Linked DNA regions of Homo sapiens: region 1 is linked to region 2. A link is a loop called in an ENCODE intact Hi-C map of the cell type or tissue named here. Cell type or tissue: CD4-positive, alpha-beta T cell. All regions are shown on one strand. Each heading gives the region's core, and the rest is flanking DNA. Links, peaks and the distances in the headings are about the cores only.

Region 1 (6,940 bases), core at 820-5,819, 120 kb after region 2:
ATGAGTCTTCTGGGCCCAGGACAGCCTCATCCCCTCCAGGTGCCCACACAAGGAAACGAGTCCTCATTCTGATTTGGTTCTCTCTAGAGCCTGAGATGTAGAGATTTTTTTCATATAGCTGACTTTATTTTTGTAGAGTTCATCACATCATTCATGCCTTCCCTGAAATGCAGTACTGGACAGTTTTATTAATTAACACCTGCTGGCTACAAATGGCTAATTGTTCTTAGCCTTTTAAGTCAATTTGCCACTAGGGGCTTTTTTTCCCTCTTTAATTCCTACCTCTTGAGGATCAGGTAACAAATCTGAGCACGTTTTAAGCCACTTTTTAGACTGCTCTGTCTCTGAATTCAACTGATTCATTACAGACTGAGGGCTGGATAGTGGCAGAATTCCCAGTGGGTGCTAACGTTGCTATGTTGAGAAGGGAACTTTCAAATGCCTCTTCTGAAAAAAGAGTGAAGTCCTGTCTTATTGCCAAAGTGAAAAGAGTGATGGAATTGTCATTTCTTTTTAACTATGTTCCATTTTTATTGCATTCTGCAACTATTTTCAGCAAGTATAACTTTTCTTAAGAAAAAAAGCTCCTTTTGTTTTCAAAAAGGCACTTGTCCAATGTAACAGAACATTCAACTCTCTAGCTGGAGACATTTTACCAGTTCCAAAAAATAAGAAACTGCTCATGCATCTTTAAAGACATTTTAGGTCTATTAATACCACAGTAGAGACAGGCTGGAGCTGCTATTTTAAATCATGTTAGATCATAGCTTATCTAATAATGACAACCCCATTTAATTGCTAAATTGGTCATCTGAAAGCATTGGTTAAATAATTAATGCAATAAAAAGAATCCCACTATCTGCAAAGGCAAACTGCTGAGTTTTAAATTCTAGAACCAACAAGTCTGGGAGGAGACTCCTAAGAAACACTGTCATTTGCACAGTCTTGATTACATCACATGAGAGAGAACAGTCTAGTCTCCAAATTTTCTTTCTCCCTGTGACTTCAGGTTTTCTGCCCCAAATTATCTGATTTCATGTTCACACTGATTAAAATCCTGAGAAATAAAAAATTCCACTGTATACTCTACAGTATTAAGACATTAGTCTTACCTATTTGTTTTGTACATTTGAGAAAGATTGTTTAGGGATAAAAGGGACAGAGAAGGGATTGAGAAGGAGAGAGGAATAAAAAAGCAAAAAACTCAAATTCCAACTAATGACCTTACCTTTCTGAGGAGTGACAGTGGCAGAGAGAAGAGCTGGGGTAGAGTCTGTTGGAGAATTCAGTTTTTCATCACTGAAGCTGAAGCTGTTCCTATAAAGTGAATCTGCACCTTTCAGGAAGGAAAATATACTCATTAGAAATAGTACTCATGAGATTATAGACTTAGCACTTTATAGTCTATTGATAACCAACAATTTGTCTTCAAAATAAGCCAAAGCTGCAACTCTATAGTAAAGAAAACAGCCAGGCATGGGGTGGCTCACGGCTGTAATCTCAGCACTTTGGGAAGCTGAAGCAGGTGGATCACCAGAGATGAGGAGTTCAAGACCAGCCTGGCCAACATGGTGAAACCCCATCTCTACTAAAAATACAAAAATTAGCCAGGCATAGTGGTGTGTGTCTGTAGCCCCAGCTACTTGGGAGGCTGAGGCAGGAGACTCGCTTGAATCTGGGAGGTGGAGTTTGCAGTGAGCCAAGATCACACCACTGCACTCCAGCCTGGGTGACAGAGTGAGACTCTGTCTCAAAAAAAAAGATTAGAAAACAGGTTGATTTCCAGGTTTTATGTTTATGCCCCCAAAATGATTCGAGACAGGGGAGAGAGGGAGTGTGTGTGTGTGAGAGAGAAAGTGTGTGTGTGTGTTTGTGTGAAAGTGTGTGTGTGTGCATGAGTGTGTGAGTGTGGGTGTGTGTGAGAATATGTGTGTGTGAGAAAGTGTGTGAGTGTATGAGTGTGTGTGAGTGTGTGTGTGAGAAAGTGTGTGAGAGTGTGTGCGTGTGTGAGTGTGGAGTGTGTGTGAGAAAATGAGAGTGTGTGTGTGAGAGCATGTGAGTGTGAGAGTGTGAGTGAGAAGTGAGAGAGTGTGTGTGTGTCAAATCAAGTATACCAAAGGCCCTTGCTTCCCCAATACAGGAAGGGGGTGATAGGATCATCATGACCAGTGCTTGGTTGATGGTGGGAGTGTGGGGGTAAGGATTTTAGGCAAAAGGAATCATCTCAAGTGAAATATGTCCCTTCTGCCCTCTGAGCCTCCTAAAATACAAACATCCAGTATCCCATGACTTAAGCCTCTTTCCCTGCTCAAGAGAGATCTTTGCTCTCTTGCTGTCCTATAATTTAATAATCCTCTCTTTTACTTAAGAGAGGTTTTCCTAAGAGTCTGTACTCTTCAGATAAGCCAGAAGGTCAAAGATAAAGACATCTTCTCCTGGAAGTTCATCTATTAGACACTTGGAGTGACATCATGGCTCCCTCTATTCTCATACCTCCAAAGACTTGAACCACAGCAAGATGAGGCCCCAGAAGTTCAAGGCTGAACTGGGAGTCAAGGGGACCATCCAGTCAACTACTAAGTACTAGGGTGCCTTTGAGCTAGTACATCTCTGGGCCTAGCTTACTTATCAATAGAATGGGAAGGCGGACTAAATAATCCTTAAAGGCACTTCTAGCTCTAAAGTTCTGAGATTCTCTAAGTCCTGCTAAGGGGAAGGAAACCAACGCACGGTTGGCCCAGCTGTGTGGCTGTGACTCAGAAAGGGGCTGCTGGCTGAGCAGCACTGACTCAAAGGGTGCAAAGGCAAGGCAGGCAGCAGAAGCAGGATGTGGCCCCTGAGGTCACGGGGAACAGCCTTCCTGGTTAAAACAAAACACAAAGCCAGCCACAGTTGGAGCAGAGAAGTGGCTCTTCAGGTGTGAGAGGGCAGCTGAATGATGGGGGCCTTACCAGGTCCCCGCCTCCTCGGGATTCTTCCACTTTAAGCCAACTACCTCCAGCTTAGGGGGAGGCAAAAACATCTCTCTTTGGTCCCATTAACTGAAAAGGAATTTGCCTAAGTGACAAGAGATAGGCCCAGTACAAAAAGTATCAGAGTTTTCGGAAGAAGAGGTTTCTAGTCTCAGGGAAATTCAGCTTTGTCCCTAAGAGGCTGCCACAACTTCTCAGGTGCCTCACCTGGCTCCCTTTCCCCCCACCCTCTCCTGCCCAGGGGCCCACCTGCCCCCTGCTCTTTTTCGCTGACACCGCCATCTTGTCCACTTTTCCAAACATGCCCAGAAGACCCTTGAGAGCAACCCTCACAATCTTTGCTTCCTTCAGAGGTCCAGCCCAGCTCACCTGAAATGACCACCATCACTGGGCTTTGAGGATGAACATGGACTGAGATCCAAAATCCTGGACCTGATACCTACACTTCCCCAAAAATACATTCCTCAGAGTGCTGGTCCTCCGAGGGCTGTGTGATCAGGTACACCTGAGAAACACCAAACAGCCTTGCTCATTCCCATGGGTATGCCCACTTCCAACATCCTGAAAAGACTTGCGGTTAAACAAAACCAGCCCCATTTCCCCAGTGTACCTGACCACGGGACACTTCTTTGTGGTGCTCCTGCTACTACTTCTCAGGACCCTTGGACTCCGTGGAACCTTACTTGGGAAGCCCTCCTGCTGGCTCCCTCAACCGAGCCCACCTCCAAAGGTGGGCTCTCCAATTCTCCCAAGGGAAGCCCTTTCCCCTACACACAGGAAGCTGGCCACACCCACTGCAGACCTGCAAGGAAGCCTTACTGTTGTCACCATGCAGTCACCAGGAGAATCGCCACAAATACAGCCTGAGAAACTCATGGGGAGAAGATAAGGCAAAATTTAGGGGCAAGAAAACCACAGAGGGTCCTGAGGAGGCAGGCCTCATGCCTAGACTCTGAGCCAGAAAATACCAGGCCCTTGGCACATTATCCGTGGCTATGAAGGATACCTGAGAGCTTCGCCCCCATCCCTGGGCCCAGAGGCTGGCTGGCCCAGATCGCAGGGACCACACCTCCGCTCTCTATCTCCCACAAGCAGCTGGCCTGGGAGAGCAACTTTCCACACCACTGCTCACTCCACCCACCCGGCATGCACCACAGGCCCTACCCTGACTTTGAACTTCAGCTCTCTTCTGCCCCTACTCTCCAGCAAGTTTCCATCCACGTACACTCCTCTGCAGGGGAGAAAGACACCACAATTTGTTCACCTCACAGGCAAGGAGGCCAAACGCTATTGAATGTTGGAAGAAGGAACAATCTAGATATGGAAAGGCCATTACAAAAGAGGATGTTAGCAGGGGAAAAAAGGAATCCAGCAAAGATTCAGGAAAGACTCAGCATAACTCATGGGGCCTGGAGAGAATCTGTAGAGAATGAGCCGTAGATCCAGAATATTGCCAGGACTGTCCTCTGATCCTTTAGGTTCACAGGCTAAATGCCTTCTTGATGTGAGAATTTTTCCCAAACTGAGAAAATATACAGACAAACTGACAGCCACTCCCACAGTGAGGGAGGAAGAGGAGGAAAAATACTAGTTACAATATCTATTTATATAGAAACACACGCAAACAGAGGCATGGCAGCACAGCTACACTCACTTCCTCCTGCCCGCCCCCGCCCTGCCCACCACACACACACACACACACACACACACACACACAGATACACATTAGCTCACGCCCCAGCTCGTTGCCACACCATGACTTCACTCCCTTTCCGTGAGGTGTACAATCTGGGACAGACCCAACTCCAAGTTTTGAACTGTTCAACCTTCGACCACCAAGAAGAAGCCGACCGCCAGCATCCTTGAGCCAAACCTGCTGCAGCTGAGGCGCACCCTGTGATGATATCTACACATCGTGTATGGCACAGATGAAAAGAGAGCCCTCAAGGCCCCAAAGCTACACCACTGGCGAGTGGGCATCTAGCATCTATGCCACTGTCGAGTGGGTGTCTAGAGGCCACGTGAAAACTGCATGACCCTGTAGAGTCACTCTGTTTCTTCCTTGTTAGAAGAAGAACAATAACCTAGGTGCTCTGTGTATAATGCCTGTGGTTTTAATGATTTAACTCTAAAGTTCCTAGCAAAGTGCAGAATAGCACTCCTGAGAGAGAAAAGGTAATCACAGAGAATAAACAGAATCAAGATCCTCCCTCTTCTTGAGAGAGAGCAGCAACATTCTTAAGAGAACTTTCTCTTCAGTGGCATCCTAGAACAAACCTCCCAAGAACAAACTCTCAACATAGAGGTACCCCAAGCTCTAGACCTCTCTTTACCCTTAACCAATAAAATTTCTTTCCATAGAGTTTTATTAAGAACATACAATGGGCAAAATCTCACGCAAGACAGATTTCAAGGTAGGCAAAGCCGGACATCCTGTTCTTTTCCCTCCCCTGGAACTCTATTCCTTGCAAAAGTAATAGCCAGTTAGTCTGATTAAATGACAGCAATGTGTTGCTGGCTGATCACATATTCATGTATTATTGCCCCGCGTGGGTATCAGGTGCTGCTATTAATAGGGGCTCGAAGGACCTAGAACAGTGATAATTTGGGGAACCCTGGCAGGTGGTAAGGCTGGATATTTGAGGGCCTTACAATATCGGCTTCAATCAGCTCTAAAGCACCATCTCACATGTATCTCAAATTCCCATTAGAAACATCCCTGGCAAGTCTAGTTAGTGTACTGAAGTCAGGAACCTCAAATTCTGGGACCGTGTTTTCTAAGGCACCATCAAAAGAAAGAAAAGCATATGAAATATACAACTAACAGAGTCTGAGAAACACTGCTGCAAAATAGAGGCTTGTTTAAAAGGTAGGTGTGTTTTTTTAGCTAGGGGGGTTGGGAGAAAGGTAATTTAGGGTTAGCGCATGTCAACGTGCTGCTCCAGGGGGAAGTAAAACCACAGACAGTAAACCTTACCCAAGGCTCCTGTAAATATAGAACGATCCCACACGTTTAAAGCAAGCAAACTATAGTAATTAACCAAGAAAAAGAAAGCTTTGGACCTACCTCCCTTTTGCCACAGGGAATGGCTGGGGGTGTGGGTTGACTTCTCCTCCTGAAAATCTAAATTCTGATAGCCTCGCCAAAGGGGGGCAAAATAAGAAAGAGCATCTTTCCTCAACTTCTCCACTGTTGTCCCAGCTCCCTTTCTGGGATCGCACTGTCCCTCTATATGCCTTGCCAAGCATCACAAGATCCATTACCCATGCAGAATTGCTAACACAGTACCAGGGAACCCTGAAGGCTCCTCATTGGCCTTATTCTCTCATGGCTTGAACAAGTTCAGGTTCTACCTCAGTGGCTTCTAAGCCACATAAGCCATCTGTCATGCTGGTTCTCCAGGGCCCACAAGGTCCCCTCTCCCAGGGCCAGGCCAGAATAGCCTAAGCAAAGATATGCAGGTGTTCTAAGTCTTGCTGATGCTAAAGAAGCCAGTTCCTCATTTCCTAAATGGTCCTACAATATCATAATAACCCTAGCATACACAGTAGACTTCAGACCTTTTCTGTTGAGCAGCAAAACACTCCCCCGTCAAAGGAAAAATTATGTGAAACCCCAATACCTTAAAGGTATAAGTGCATACCACCTTTTAAAGTTTAAGTTAATATTATAAACTTCTTATAAAGTCAACACACTGGTTAAAACTTGAAACATAATGAGTTAAAATTCCATTTAACACATTTGAGAAAACATGGTTTACCTTTTACAGTTTTAAAAATACTGAAAAGAAGATATATTTCTAAAAATAAATTCAAACCAAAGGTAGTCAATTTCTAAAGCACCTCTGAGGATGAAGTTTGAGAAACACTACCCTAACTCTTAATTGCATTGCCCTTTCACTACTGAAGTTAAAATCACTCCCACTAAAGTGCCTGATTTTTTTACATGTTGGAATCAAGTCTAAACG
Region 2 (6,940 bases), core at 867-5,866:
ACTTTAGTTTGCATGCATAAAAACATCTTAGCTATTCTTCCCACTCATTAATGTAAATATAGTAGTTGGCTGTAATAAGCATATGCCTTGATTGGGATACTATAATTCTTTATCATTTTACTGCCGTAAAATTAGTCTATCTGGCATAATTGTAAGTTATTGTAGCAAAGTATTATGTGAAAAAACTTTTAGAAAAGTAATCCAGAAGATTTCTGAAAATAGATAACCAGAAAGACTTGTGGGGTACAAAATGTTCACATACTATTGTTTTCAGCTATTTCCATTTGCACTCTAAGTCCCAGAGAACTTGAGTAACAAACTCTTTACCAAAAGGTAGAATTCTAAAGGTCACATTTTCTCTGGGCTTACAGACAATGTTAACAAATTCAAGCTGATTATTTTAACTAATAAACTTTTGAGAAGCACCGTGACAGAAAATCTGTAAGAAATGCGCCCCCATTATTATATTTCCAGATACTGGACATCTCTCCAGGGACTCATTTGCATACCATCTTTCATTCATTTTATTGTTCCATATGTTGAAAGAATTAAAACGGACAAAGGGCATTTATTTGTCAGCAGAGCAGAAACCACTTCATTTATATGACTGTGTTCATGCAGAACCATCACTTACTGAAAAGATCCCAGGTGTGTTTCCTGTTATTCATGCACAAAGTATGTCAGAGACTCTGCATAACTAATTAAGGCTTTGTGTGTGTATGTGTGTCTTTTGTAGGCTAAAGGTAAAGAAAGACAATGGCTAAGACATCAAGCTACTGGAGAATTAGATGATGCCAAGATCATTGATGGGCTGACTGGAGAAAAAGCCATCTACAAACGTCGGGGTGAGCTGGAGCCACAAGTAAGTCATGGTGAACTGCTAGCCTCAGCTCTGCATAGTCTAGCCCTCTTTACAGAAACTTGCTTTCGTGAGTTGTGTCAAAATATCACAAATCCTGAATATGGTAACCAAGGAAAGCATTATGTTAAAAAAAAAAAAAAAGAAGAAGAAGAAGAAAAACTCCATAAATATTATACTATTTATTATTCAACTCAAGGTCCCAGCAAGAAACATAAGGCATGCTCAAATTAGGTAATTTAAGAAACAGTCAGTACAAAGACTATTTACAAAAATAAGGGTGGGGTTTAGGAAAATCAAAAATAAACAGTGCAGTAACCCAGGGATAGCAACAGCAGGGATCTAACTCACTCTGAGGCCTAAAAGGGCAGAATGAGACAGCAGTTCCTGGAACCTGGAGAAGGTGGTTGATGGAGTGGTGGCCTTCAGCAGAAGGGGAGCCAACCCATGGGCAACAGCAGAGAGGGGGCCAAGGGAATAAATACTCCACCCTCACCCCCTGACCTCCACCAGTGCCTCCCATGAGCAGAACCCACTGGGAGCCAGCAGCCAAGAGGCCAGCTGATGTGATTGTAGGGGCCAAGGGAAAACTTCCCCTTCGCCCTCTGAAGGTTCTCTGAAAATCACCTCACAAAAGGCACATTAATAGGAGAAGAGGCATACAAATGTATTAATGTGCACCGGGGTGAAACCAAGGGTGAGTCCCCCTCCACACAGTGAAGTACAGATGCTTATGTACCCTTCTTCTTAAGGGAAAAGGAGATGGAGAAGTGTAGATGATTTTACGGGGGTAGTAAATGGTTTTAGGGCAATTCAGTGGACTTGAAGAGCACACAGTGGCCTGGGACAGAGTCTGTTGGGCCCACAAAGCAATGGTTTGTGACCGAAGTCTGTCCAGGTGTGTTGACAGACTTCAGCCTTTCTTCCTGTGATATGAGTTCAGTTGATGAAAACTCAGGGAAGGGCCCAGAGTAATGGTTTTCTTCTTTGGAGCTCTGAACTTTAGACAGTTGAAGAAACTTCAGAGAACAAATTATCCAGTGCTTTGTGGGGAGAGGGAGGAAGGTCAGTGAGACCTTGATGCTGCTTCTTCAGTTCAGCATGTCCAAGCACCATATTTAGAGGGTATCGATTTCTGAGCTCCAACACGGATTGTCCACACAGATCAACTCCCAGGACACAGAGCAGGTGCCCTGGAGGGGAAACTGAAGACACCTGGTGTGTCTATTAAGCCTAGAGAAACCTTCAAGTGAAAACAATAAAACAACCTTAGTGATTTTCTACTGTTCTCTTACTTTAAAGATCAGTGTCCATCATATAACTGAAAAAAAATATAGAAAATAAGAACGTCTCCCTTAAGTAACTATAATTGTAGTATGTAAAGTTTTAGACAGCCATAAATTTAAAATATTTGCAATGTAATAGCAAAACAAAATGATGACAGGATGAAATATTGAGTCTCTTGGTGAGCTCTGTGATCTCCTGTATTCCTGGGTAACCAGAATTGCTGAGTCGCCACTGAGAGCTGGGGGTGCAGTGACTGGTAGGGGGAAGGGAGAGTCACTCCTTTTAAATATTTATTTAGAGAGGATCTGGTGATTTGGGGAGTTCTTATTTCTGTGTCATTGGTATGAGTCAACAACTGCTTTCTTTACTGAATCATTGTGGTCAACAAATGTGTTTGGATACATCTGAAATTGTGAGTAGTCATGGAAGCATATGTATAAGTGTTCTTAATTTGGGCAGACTCAACAAGTTTTTAAGAAATATGTTGAATTTGCCTCAAACCATTACACTCTCAATACCCACCGTGTTTTCTTGAAATTACTAACTCTGCTCATTATTTTTTATATTTAATAACAGCAAATATTTAATAACAGAATAATCTGGAATTTTTCTTCTTCCTTTTTTTTTTTTTTTCTAGAGACAGGGTCTTGCTTGTTGCCCAGGCTTTAGTGCAGTGGCACAATCATAGCTCACTACAGCCTCAAACTATTGGGCTCAAGTGACCCTTTCAGCTTACCCAGCTGAGTAGCTGGGAATATAGGCACATAGCACCACCCTAGCTGATTTGTGTATTTTTTTGTAGAGATGAGTTCTTGCTGTGTTGCCCAGGCTGGTATTGAACCCTTGGCCTCAAGCAGTTCTCCCACCTTGGCCTCCCAAAGCACTGGGATTACAGGCATGAGCCCCTGCACGCAGCCTTCTTCTTTTTTATCGTCAGCAAAACTAACAAACTTTTTCTTAAAATCTGCAAATTGGCAGTCGTGGGTCTAAAATCAAACTTAATCTTGTAATCTTAATTGACAGTTGTTTCTAGAACAATTTGATGTCACTTTTATGCTTTCAAACTGCCAAGAAAAGAAAAGCACTAATTCAGTAATGTGGAAGGAAGAGAAGATGTGCAGCTTAGTAAACACAAAAGTCGTTTTTAAAATCTTTTCTTTAATTTCTTTGCCAGACCCCCATCACATAACTTTGTTTTAGGAATCTGACATTACCTGTGGCCTGTGTGGAGAATAATTTTCAGGTCACTACCCAATACGTACAAGTAAAATTGACATGGGCTTCCCTCCAAAATAACACAAACTCTTGCTAGAGTTACTGACTCTGAGGCATGAAGTGAAAATGACATGTCATTCCAGATTATTATTTTTAAGTCATCATATTATTTTTAAGGCATCAACCTCGGTAAGTCAACTTTACTAGAGTGAGCTTTAAAAGGACTATATTCCAAAGGAAAATATTTTCCATGTGGCCCCAACCATTAGCACAAGTCTGAAATTCTGTTTACTGCAGTACAACCCATAGATGCCTTGCTACCTGCTAGGACAGCCTTGTGCAGGGCTGAGCCTATGGCTGGTCTGCCCATCTCGGGGCTGGCACGCTGGAGCTTCTGTGAGATCCCCAAGACAGCCACCAGGGGAAGTTTGCCAGTTCACAAACGGCTTTTCTGTTATTCCTTCCCTCAGCTTGGCAGCCCACAACAGAAACCCAAGCGTCTGCGCCTGGTGGTAGATGTGTCTGGTAGCATGTACCGTTTCAACAGGATGGATGGCCGGCTTGAGCGCACAATGGAGGCTGTGTGTATGGTCATGGAAGCCTTCGAGAACTATGAGGAGAAGTTCCAGGTAATGACATGAACTAAGAATAATGAGAGGCATCATTGACCATGATGATGGATAGGTGGATTCAAACTCCATCCAGAGTGAATGAAAATCTTCATCCTCTCACCAGCTCATTCATCAGTGCAGAGAAAGTGAAGCTTTTGTTTTATCTGAAGTAGTAATTGTAAAATAACTCCATAATTTAAAAGTCTGATTACTACAGAAGAAATGCTGCAGCCATGATGTTAGAAAAAAATGAGCTGCTTAGAAGCAAAAGTCTGTTCCCAGACTCCTCAGAGCCTCCTGGCCTTATCCCAGTTCCCCATACCCACCCACTCTTGCCCCATCACTAGCCAAGCAGCCTTCCAAAGTTTGAGTCCACCCTGAAAGCTTCAGTATCACGTTCCATTTCCACATGGGCAGGGGTTATACAGTCATTGGTGTCTCCCCAGCTAACAATGATGATGATTATCCCAGGAGAAAAGCAGGTTTCCATTTCAACTGTTTCCATTTTGGTATTCTTAGTTTGCTGCACACCCTCCATTTTAGAAGTCTAGCATGGTGAAGGGACCCCCAATGCTGCTGTGTTACTGCTTGATATGAGCCTATTAATCCTCTCTTAATCAGCCACAGAGAGCACCTGCACTTCTGGCCCTTACCAGAGCAAACAACCTTGAATTCAGTCACATGCCATGTAATTATTATCAAAAGTTCAATCATGAGAAATGCTGTATGCACGTGCAGATATGCATGAAGGACACACAGTCCATAGACAGACTAGATTTTATTACGGATCAAACATGTCCTACAGAAATCAGTGATCTTAGATTGCTATTAGGCTTGACATCCCACATGCACCCCAGGATTGCTTCCCTGAGTTGTGTCTCTGTGTTATGAGGTAGGCAACAAGAAACAGATTGATGAAACCCATCACTTCAGGTACTTTAGGCCTATTATTAAGGATACTGCCCCCCCTGAATTTCCCAGAGCCCCTTGTGTGAAGCTCTACGTGAGGAATTCCTTTTAGAATTAAGTGGAAGAAGAAGGGCAGCTTCAGCTAATGAATGCTATGGGTTGCCGGGCTCTGTCCAAGTACAGGATACAAATACAAATAAGACATGGACTTTCACCGTGGGGAGTAGCTTTGTTTCCCTTGAAGAACTGAAATGTGTTTCCCCTTGTGATTAGTGAAAGCCATGGAGCTGCTTAAGATTCCCTCTTGGTTTTAGTTGCCAGGAAGCTCAGAGCTAAAATCAAAGACCAGCTATGACAACTTTGTTATGTCTCATGGCTTGCAGACCAGTGTTCGACTTTTTCCTTTTCTTCACCCTTGCTCCCTTCAGGTATAAGTTTTCCTTGATTTTTTTTTTTTTATGCTTTATGGGTTTATAGAAAATGTTTATTTTAAAATATTTTAGGTCCTTTCTAGTATGAGATAGATTATAGTTCTTAAATCACTTGGACCATTGATGACTAAAGAATTTTTAGACATCTATTGTATCAGCATAAATACCCATATCCTACCTAATGTATTAAAACCTTTGAGAGTTGCCAATATTTGGATCAGTCCCTTCTCCTGTTTTATGGATCTTGAATTTCAGTGTTCCTCGGCTCTCTTTGAGCTATATGGAGGTTTTTTTTTTCTTTTTCTTTTTCTTTTTTTTTTTTTTTTAAGACGGTGTCTCACTCTGTCGCCCAGGCTGGAGTGCAGTGGTGTGATCTCGGCTCACTGCAACCTCTGCCTCCTGGGTTCAAGCGATTCTCCTGCTTCAGCCTCCTGAGTAGCTGGGATTACAGGTGCCCGCCACCACGCCTGGCTAATTTTTGTATTTTTAGTAGAGATGGGGTTTCACCATGTTGGTCAGGCTGGTCTCGAACTCCTGACCTCGTGATCTGCCCATCTCAGCCTCCCAAAGTGCTGGGATTACAGGCGCAAGCCACCGCACCTGGCCCTATAGGGAGATTTTAACCCAATGTAGACCATAGCAAATGTACTACCATTAAAATTGGCAGATTCATAGTTAGCTTGAATAAAATCTCCTGTTAGAAATAGGATTTCTACGTTTTTGAGGGCAGAGCTGCTCTGACATGTGAAATACTCCCAAGTTTTTAGAAAGAAAATTCATTAGGAATTAACCAACAAATTGGTTGACACAGCTCCCTCCCCAGGACTGGGTAAAGGATGAGACAGGGAAGAAGGTGGCAAAGTTACTAGTGTTCAGGGTGCCATTCCGATGCCTCCAGGGAGGTGGTATGATTGTCACGCAGCAGGCTGAGTATTTCATTGCATCTCACGCAGCCGAGTGTATAGAAAGATCTCCATTTATTCAGTTCTCACTTATAAAAGTCTATAATATGGAAGAACTATTAATGAAACTAGACCTGTCACACACAAAAAAGGAACAATATCAAGGAAATGAGCATTTCACAAGATGTTTCATTTTTTTTTTTTTATTGACAGTTACAAACCAAACTGTTACCATATGACCTGCTTGCTGGATGTCAGTTAAATTCCGCGAAATTACAAACATTACCTGAGCACTTCCTAAGAGTAGAGCACTCTGCTGGGTAGCCCAGTGAGGGAGATGATGAAAACTACTCATTCTGATAGAAGGTTCGGTGAGCAATGTGTGAGCAGAGCTGCTTCTTCACACGTGCCTCTGTGGGTATCATCCCTAAAACAGTATTTTGCTAATACTCTCTTCAGTTGCCACAGTAGTATAAAGAATTTCCTCAGTCTTTATCAGCACAACCACAGATATATTGAGAAGACAACCATAGTTAACATCTGACTGAAAAATCCAAGTGAAATTGTAGCAAGACACCAAGATAAAATAAATTTTTCAGGCCTTGAAGACATTTTTTATGCCATTAAATTCTTAACAAGAAGCACGTTAATGGTTTTAGTCCCATCATATTCACTACAGTTACATTAGAGCTTTATTTAAGACCATAGAAAGTCTTAAGACCCCAG

Evidence for each region. Hi-C counts contacts between places; a loop is a spot of excess contacts. Peaks named below come from ENCODE experiments on the same cell type or tissue, not always from the same donor. Only the 100,000 strongest peaks of a DNase experiment are listed, where the experiment ranks them.
Region 1: a loop joins it to region 2, with 1.8 times the contacts of the local background. A loop is called at or near these places in 11 of 110 quality-filtered maps.

What each region holds. Positions count from the first base shown.
Region 1 is chr13:41,461,219-41,468,158 of GRCh38, reverse strand. It overlaps RGCC (regulator of cell cycle), which reads right to left. Exons shown (of 5, transcript NM_014059.3): 3 at 1,229-1,336. Among named protein-coding and RNA genes, the nearest start is that of RGCC, 7.1 kb to the right of the region's middle. RefSeq lists enhancers at 2,688-2,947, 4,727-4,786, 6,220-6,319 and a silencer at 3,441-3,655. In CD4-positive, alpha-beta T cell, for the core only: no CTCF peak of the experiment used is centred there; DNase peaks (open chromatin) are centred at 1,978, 2,798, 4,098, 4,708 and 1 weaker place; H3K4me3 peaks cover 3,610 bases; H3K27ac peaks cover 4,933 bases.
Region 2 is chr13:41,584,562-41,591,501 of GRCh38, reverse strand. VWA8 (von Willebrand factor A domain containing 8) reads left to right here. Exons shown (of 45, transcript NM_015058.2): 41 at 737-862; 42 at 3,832-3,990. Among named protein-coding and RNA genes, the nearest start is that of MIR5006, 20 kb to the right of the region's middle. In CD4-positive, alpha-beta T cell, for the core only: a CTCF peak has its summit at 3,748; DNase peaks (open chromatin) are centred at 2,421 and 3,781.